Linked DNA regions of Homo sapiens: region 2 is linked to region 1. A link is an interaction called in ENCODE POLR2A ChIA-PET data of the cell type or tissue named here. Cell type or tissue: MCF 10A. All regions are shown on one strand. Each heading gives the region's core, and the rest is flanking DNA. Links, peaks and the distances in the headings are about the cores only.

The links. Peaks named below come from ENCODE experiments on the same cell type or tissue, not always from the same donor. Only the 100,000 strongest peaks of a DNase experiment are listed, where the experiment ranks them.
Region 2: POLR2A ChIA-PET joins it to region 1 with 5 read pairs; 2 of 35 experiments call an interaction of 5 or more read pairs at or near these places.

What each region holds. Positions count from the first base shown.
Region 1 is chr2:13,521,070-13,525,621 of GRCh38, forward strand. It overlaps LOC105373485 (a long non-coding RNA gene), which reads right to left. Exons shown (of 2, transcript XR_922814.3): 2 at 1-2,286. Among named protein-coding and RNA genes, the nearest start is that of MIR3125, 790 kb to the left of the region's middle. RefSeq lists enhancers at 1,514-2,713, 2,093-2,462. In MCF 10A, for the core only: no CTCF peak of the experiment used is centred there; a DNase peak (open chromatin) is centred at 2,302.
Region 2 is chr2:13,464,860-13,469,411 of GRCh38, forward strand. No RefSeq gene overlaps it. Among named protein-coding and RNA genes, the nearest start is that of MIR3125, 730 kb to the left of the region's middle. In MCF 10A, for the core only: no CTCF peak of the experiment used is centred there; no DNase peak of the experiment used is centred there.

The sequences.
Region 1 (4,552 bases), core at 320-4,319:
GAAACCTGTATTCAAGAGTACTTGTCAGGGTTCATTCTCATGAATTGTCTTAAAAAAAAAAAAAGCAAATTTTGGACTGTTGTCAATTGTAAACCACTTTCTGAGAAGAATCCAAGTAAAACAATAATTTTCTATGAATGACAAAAGACTTAGACTAACCATGGTTAAAAACACAATTGACAAGGAAATTCTGTGGCGAATGACAGTGTAACATAATAACCATATTTGTGTCTGACAACATATGTTAACACATCATAATTTTAGGAATATCATACAATTTTGAAAGACAATAATACAATATATCTCCTCTAGAGATATACTATATTATTTTATTATTATTATTACTACTATTATTTGTGGTATCAAAAATAGTGAAAAAAGGATCAGAAGTGAAAAGAAACAAAAGAATAAGTCTTATAAGAGCCAATTTGGGGGCATGTTAAGCTTTCTAAAAGGCAAATGATGTTTTACATTTTTCTCAGCAAAAATTATGCCAACAAGATAGGAAGTAACCAGAGGGATCAAACACATTTAAAAAGAGTTTCAGTCAACGGAAAAAAATCCCCCAAAACAGGATCCAAAAGAAGAAAATGCAGAAAGCCCCTTTTATTCTTATTTTTAAAATTATAGCCTAAATGTCAGCTTTTAGTTAAGCTGACTTCTGACCATAGAGCTCTAAGAAAGAATCTTTTTAAATTTCTTATTACCAGATTTAATTCAAGACAAACAAACTACTCTGATTCAGTTTGTGTGGTGCAAAAACCAGCTTTTTTTTCCAATTGTGTGCACAAAGAATTATTTTCAACATAGCAAAGGATTCTTATTTTGGTTACTGCTGTTTATGATCGTCCCAGTGAAATGGCCTCATTGTGGAGTAACACCCAAGATCTGTTGTCTCACAGACACAGAAATCTAGGATGCAGATGCATAAAGTGTCAGGTTGAGAGTGGAAGTTTAATAGGCAAAAGAAAGAGAAGAGCTCTCTGTTGCAGACAGGGGTCCAGAAAAATGGGTTGCCGGATCCATGGTGAAATGCAAGGGGTTTTATAGATGCCTGGTGAGGAGGCAGTGTTTGATTTACACAGGGTGTGAAACATTGGTTGGACCAGGTGTGCCACTTGCATAGGTCATGAAAAACTGGTTGGGACTAGATGTGCCGTGTGCATAGGGTATGAATTTCTGGCCACCCCTACCATAATCTTTTATTATGCAGGCGGGTCTTCTGCCTGAGCTGTGCCATGTTGCCCGTTTCTTTACTCTACACATGGTAACAAGAAAAGGGAAGATGGAGCCTCCGTGTTGGACATGCCTGGCCCCCAGGTGGCCCTTTTCTATTGGTGCCTCTGCCAGCATTCGCCCGTGCAAGCTTCCTGCTTGATTATCTATGTTTGCAGCTCTATTTTTCAGGCTGCTCTTTGTTAGAAAAGCAATGATTTGGGGGGCTGCTTTTTGTTAGAAGGGAAGCTCTGCCAAGAACTCTGTTGCCCTCACTATCTGCCTAAATAATTTCTGCCTTCTGTATCACCAGGTTAGGTGGGTCCACTTTCCTAGGCCTTTACAAGAGGATACCCCACGAGTGTTATACATAAATCCAGCTGGTGTTTCTAAAAGGAATACTCTAATTTTGATGCTTGACTTCCCATAATTTAGGAACTTTTCAAAAGTGTCAAGCCTGGGAATGTATTTAGGGTGAAAGTGTAACTTATCTCAGACTGTCTCTAACTTCCAGGGAGCAATAGTGTGCTCAGTGTATGAGGACCAGACTTTCATAGTGTACCTGTTTGGAAGAGCAAAAAGAGGGAACACTTTTCGGTTAGAAACTAACAGGAATTGGTCTCAAATAAAAGGATAGGTCTGAATTTTTAAGCAGAAGAAACAGTTTTAATCTTAAAAGTAGGCCATATAAAACAAAACCATCCGTGTCTAACTGCCAATCCTTTGACCTGAACCTCTGCTGTGAGACAGAGGCAGAAAAACCTTGACCTAAGCCTCCAGTCCTGAGGCAGAGGTGGAAGAACCTTGATCTGAACCTCTCCTGTGAGACACAGCAGCAAAAAGACATTTTCTACAGAGCTCTTTACTTGGAGCTTGTGTCCAAAGACAGAGACCAAAGCCCTCTCTTAAAGAAAAGAGACAGTTTGAAAAACAGCCAAATAAAGTCTATATTTCAACCAAGGAGTGGGAGGTCCTAATTCTGGAGAACTTACCCAGAACACCCAGTGGGACTTCTGAAGATGCAGAGTTCGTGCTGGTATCAAGCACTGCTTTCAGGCAGAAACACCGCACCTGGTGGTGAGAATGAGTCACTCTGAATCCTGCTGACGATGCCAGATATGCCTATCTCAAAGGAACCTGCTGAGCTAAAATTAATCTATTACTAAGCAGAGTTTACTTGGGCCAAGTTTGAGGGCTGCAGCCCAAGAGCATAGATTCTATTTGTCCTGAATATACACTCTGATTAGCAACAGTAACAAGTGGATTTTAAAGGGAAAGAAAGAGTCAGTTCCTGAGGTTTTTACCGAGGATTTACATTAAAATAATATAAGCCATTGATTGGCTCAGCATTGTTCTTTGTATCATAAATTCTAAGAACATGAAGGTATTGAGTGAGGCAGTCAGGAACAAAATGACTTTAAACAATTTCCCCTAGGCATGGGTGTGGGGTGTGAGCATGACTGAATCCCATACCCACGTCTCTCTGGGTCTGCATACTTTGCAGATCTCAGACTGCTCTCAGCTATTTTCCTTTTCTCAAGTTTCACATTCTCAGTGTAGAATATTTTTGTCACAGGCTATTTTATATGTGGACATACAGAATAGGCGAAGGAACTTTTTAATACAATAAAAAATACACACAATGAAACTGGTAGTATGTATTTAACAAAAATCATATGGAAAATTAAGGTCATTTTAATAAATAAGTGACTTTGAGATGGGGGAGGGAATTCATGGGGTCTTATAAAGCCTGTAACATCCTAATGAGTTTGTCGCTTTGTTTTGGTTGCCTAATATCCATAAAACTCTCATAAATTTAAAAATCTATATATTAAAAATGTTTAATGAAGCAAAGGATGCAGAAAAGATTTTATTCTGTTACAGTCAGAAAAAGATGTCTTAGGCAGCTCAGGCTGCTATATCAAATACCATAGACTGGGTAGTTTAAACAACAATAATTTCATTTCTCACAGTTCTGGAGGTTAGAAGTCCAAGATGAACTCTGGAGGTTAGAAGCCCAGCAGGATCAGATTCTCTTCCTGGATTCTATCTGGCTGCCTTTTCATTGTCCTTACATGGTGGAGACAGTGATCAAGCTCTCTGGTGTCTCTTCTTATAAGGGCAACAATCTCATCATTAGGGCCCCACCCTTACAACCTCATCTACCAAAGGCTCTATCTCTGAATACTATCACATTTGGGGATTACAGCATCAACATATACATTTTTAGTGGACATAATTGAGTCCATAGTAGAGTGGCAATTTTAATTAAGCAAAAAATGCAGAGGAGACTATCTGTTACACTCAAAAAAGGGATTAATCCAGCATTCACTCCACAACAAACACAAAGTATGAAAAGTTGATGAATAAAGCATCCACACGTGAAAATTTTCAGTTTTCTTTTTTAAAGTTAAATGTAAAATCAGAAGTGAAACCAAGTTACAATTGTGGTGAACCCTGGAAGTAGCTCTGTTAATACCTGGGGAAAACCAGCTTGTTACTCCCAACTCATAGATTTATAGAGAAATAAATTATGGCTTAGAGAGATGTAACCCTGTTGAGATAAATAATGAGTTAGCAGCCAAGCTAGAGAAAGGATATAGCCCTCCGCGTTCCCACTGCTTTTCCCACCTCACTTTCCTAATAAGCCACTTACAAAACTGGATTCATGTGAAAATATATCCACTTGTTCTTCATTTTGATGTACTTCATAGTCAATGTCTTTCCTAATGATGTCAATCTAATTGAAAAGTTAAAAAAAAGAAAGCCAATATATAGGTGACTAATTTTATTGTTTTAATCCATGTTCTATATTCAAGATAAATGATAAATTGTGACATGCCTTCAGCTGTGCTGCAATGTCATTAATAAAAACGAAAGGAAGAGACAGAATAATAGGGTTGAAGACTCATAGATGTCTTATAGCAGTTAAGAAATGCTATTTTTAAACAACATTATATTGGCTCTACTGTCCTTAAATGTGTAAATTAAATCTTCCTGAAAACAGTTCATAGTAGACAAATGTTACAGGTAAATGCCATTCAGCGCTTAATCACTATTGGCAGATACGAGGTGTAACAGAGTCATACTGACACAGTAAATCAATGAGTAGTAATATTAATATGGAAATTCTTTGGTATTAATGACTTCAGTACCAAATAAGTCTAGAATTTATTTTCTCCCAGTATGCAGAATAAGAATTTGAAATGATTTCACACACACACACACACACACACACACACACACACACACACACATATATATATTTGGTATGTGCTAGCATGGTTTACAGTGAAGACATTGACAGGGTGAAAGAAAAAGGAAGGGTTTAAAGATG
Region 2 (4,552 bases), core at 159-4,158, 56 kb before region 1:
AAATGAAATATCTAAATAAATATAGAGATATTCCCTGTTTAAGGATTGGAAGACTCAATATAGTTAAACTGTTTATCTTCCCAATATGATCTACAGATTCACACAATCCTAAACCAAATTCTAGCAAGTTACTTTGTAGTTATTACCAAATTCATTTTAAAGCTTACAAGAAGAGACAAAAAGACCCTAAATAACCAACACAATAGTTAAGACAAAGAATAAGATCAGAGGACTGACAACTGCATTTCAAAGCTTACTATAAAGTTACAGTAATGAGATCAATGGAAGACAATAAGCTCCTGCAATATATAGCCAATTGATCTCTGACAAAGGAGCAAAGACAATTTATGGACAAAGGATAGCCTTTCCAACAAATGGGGCTTGAACAATTGGAGATCTATATGCTACAAAATTAATCTAGACACGTATCTTATACATAATAACTCAAAATAAAGCATAGAGCTACATGTAAAATGCAAAACCATAAAACTTCTAGAAGAAAATATAGGAGACAATCTTGGTGATTTGGGACTTGGCAATGAGTATGTAGTTATAACACCAAAAACACAGTCCTTGAAAGAAAAAAACTGGTAAGTTGGACTTCATTAACAACAACCACCATCACCACAACAACAAAAAACAAATTTCTGTTAAAGACACTGTTAAAAGCATGTAAAGACAAGTCACAGACTGGGTTAAAGTATTCATAAACACACATATTTGACAAAGGATTTGTATCTAAAATATACAAAGAGCACTTAAACCTCAACATAAGAAAACAAGTCACTCAACTAAAAATGGGCAACAGACCTAAACAAAAACCTTACTAAGGAAAATAATAAAATGGCACTTTACTCCTGCTAAAATAGCTAAAATGCAAAAATCAGACCATGCTAAAGCTATTGAGGCTGTACAGCAATGGAAACTCTTCATTGGTTGCCGATGGAAAAAGAAAATAGGTCATTCATCTTGGGGGACAGTTTGGTGGTTTCTTACAAAGCTAAACATAGTTTTTCCATTGATGTGGCAATCATCTTCCCAAGTATTTACTCAATTGCTTTCAAATATGTACGCCACTCAAAATATCCACACAAATATTTTTCATAGCTTTATTCATAACTGCCCAAAACTAGAAACAACCAAAACCCTCTTTAAAATGAATGAAAAAATAAACAGTGGTACATTTAATAGAACATTCTTTACCTTTAAAAATAAATGAGCTACCTAGCCATGAAAACACCTGGAGGAAATTTAAATTAACATAGATAAGTGAAATAATCCAGTCTGCAAAGGCTACATACTGTATAATTCCAATTATATGACATTCTGGAAAAGGCAGAATTTGAGACAGTATAATGATCAGTGGTTGCCATGGATTCTGGAGGCAATGAGAGAAGACTGGTGAAAGGCAGGGGAGGTTTTAGAGCTGAGAAACAATTCTGCATGATAATATAATGGTGACTACATGACACTATGCCTTTCCCTTAACCCATAGAACTTTATAACGTAGATAGTGAACTATAATGTATGCAAATGTGAAAGAATTTATTTCAGAGGTGGGAAAATCCCGTGAAGTAATGCAGAGTATGACAATGAATCTAAACTGTAATATAAATGTAAAAAACAACCTCACTGAAGAGAGTGGTGGGGGACAAGGAGGGGAAAGATGATGATTAACTTCTTAAATGAGTGAGGACTGTAAGATTAAAGGCAAAAGAAATTATACGTAGGCACTGCAATCTAGTTACTGAAGTTGTTTTCCATGGAAATATGGGTTAACAATGTTGATACTTCTATACATATTTACTGAACTGAACAATTAAGTATATAAATGGCAGATTGTAGAAGTCAAGTTTCTCATTGATGGAGTGGGGATTTACAGATAACACATTGAAGGAGACTAGACTGATCCATGTGCTAATGGGCTAAGTAAGAGACATTAGTGTGAACCCTTGTTTAGTTATGTATAGATCCAGAAAAAAACATACAAAAATAATTACAGACATGTATAGTCTTAGTTACTATACATATATATAACATGGTAACTAAGTAATATAATATCCTAGATGGGATACTGGAATAGAAAAATTACATTAGGTAATAACTTTAAAAATCTGAATAAACAGTGAACTTTAGTAAATAATAATGTGTCAATATTGGTTCATTAATTGTAATGAATATATTACACTAATATCTGATGTTCATAATGGGGGAAGCTGTATGACAGAATATATGGGAACTCCATATTACCTGTTTCATTTTTTTGTATATCTAATAAGCATTCTAAAAATAAAGTCCATTAAAAATATAAAAGTATAAATAAATACATGATAGAGGTGATATAACTTGATATGTTTCAGAGATTAAAATGTACTGTATTTAAGTTTTTATTTAATGCCTTAGATGTATTTATGGAAGAATTAGAGAAAATTGTAGAATTGCTTGAATTTGAGAATTTTCCCCTCATTTGGAAGTATGAAAAATGTTTTGCTTTATAGTAACACGTGTGCTCTAAAACAGAGACACAAAGCGAATACCTCAAATAATTGTGTTGAACTTGTGTGACAGTTTTCAACAAGAAAATTTACAGTTTTATATGGGTTATTTTAGTGTTAGCTCTAGGCAGGTCAAAGAGAAAACCGTAAAATCTCTGCATATTTGCAAAATTCTAAGTAATTTTCCCCCAATTACTTTAATTGTAATCCCCTAATTACTTTAAATAAAAATTATTGTGCTGTTATTACAATGCTGTATGACTTTTTAGAGTAATGGTCAAAATACAAGTTCTGAGGTAAAACAATATTACATAAACACAGAATTACACTTCTGACAACTTGAGTCTGATCTTTTTTTGTTTTTATTTATTAAAAAATCTCAGTAAGAAACAAAATACTGTATTATCCAAATTCTATTCACTAGGCATATTTAGAGGACTTCTTTCTTTGAAAACTAGATAATTCAAGTTGAATAAGGCACAGACCCCACAAAAATGTAAGCCATTGTGTAGTAGGGGAGGAAGAGCCACATATAAAAACTTTGTGTATAATATATGTACCATAACAGAGATGGGGAAAAAAGTAGATGAATTGCACAGACCAGAGGATGTTTAAATCTAATGTTGTGTTTATTATATAAGAACATAATGTGTGTATTCTTATGCGTATATAAGGAGAGAACTTGGTACTGAATATTTTACTTGAACTGAGCTTTGACAGGTAAGTAAACTTCCTTCAAGGTAATTGTGCATGAGACACTAATGGACAATAAAAGAGCAAGAGTATAAAGGAGTATAAAAGTGAGCAGAATGCTTCATGAATGTTGATTCCTAGAACTAGAGTGCAAGATGTATGATGGAGTTGAAGATGAGGTTGAGAGCATTTGTTCAAGCCAGTTCCTGGAAATCTTTTAACACCATGATCAGGAAAGGTTTTCAGCCTTACAATGAGTCATCAGTTACATTTCCTTCACCTAGAACAATTGCTGGTTGAAGTGAATTTTCAGTCACTCAACCTAGATGCTCAAAATCCTAATGAAACATCATCTTTATTTTTACGCTACATTTTAACTAGTCCTCACCTCAACTAACATACCTAGCCAAGTTGTTTTTTGAAATTTCATGTGTATGTATCTGCCCCCATCCATTAGTCTCAACTTCTTGTAGACAATAGCCGTGTCTTTTATTTGTGTTTTCCTAGGACATTGTCACAATTTTTGGTACATAGTTGCACATATGTAGCATAAAGAGTTTCTACTGAACTATGTTTGAAAGGAACAAATTAAGATTTGGTTGATACATAGCAAATAATTATTGAGTACACACTGGTATAGATGTTACCATTTCAATTACTTTTATATTTAAGGAACAAAATAATGGGGGTGACAGCAGCCTCTGAAGATTGTGACGTGTGTAGACAGGAAAAGTGAAGACAATAGAGAGTTGACATGTACCATAGTCCTCTTTCCTAAAGTTAATAAATAATAATAATTTTGTCAATGGAGACATGAGAAAAGTCTTGTAAAAAGATACTGGCCTTCTTTGACTCTTATACTCCTCTTCTTGAAATAGAGTAGACTCTTAGTTTATGTTTGATAACTGAATCAATGAGTGAAAAAACATAGAGCTGATTGTCTTACTCCTGTTCCCATTTTCAAAAACATTAACTTGGTTCTTCAGAATCTTTTCATAGGAATTTTATATTACTTTGAGTGCTGCTAAAACTTCTTCCCCATCATCTTTTTGTTTTCACAAATAGCATTTGTAATATACTTTTAATCTGTTCATTGACATTTTAAATATTCTTTCTGTATTAGTGAATCATCCCTGTACTCTATTATGCCATATTTATTTCTGAACTTGTTGAACATCTATTCAATCTTTCCTGAATTGGTAAACAGAATATAATACAGATTTTTAAGCACAGAATTTAAAACACACAAGATTTTTAAACATGCAATATTGTAGAATATTGGATTTCATGAACATTCCAATGTCCATTTGAATTATGCAAATGCATGAGTCCCATAAAGAAAGCTGGCACATTTCAGAAAAAGT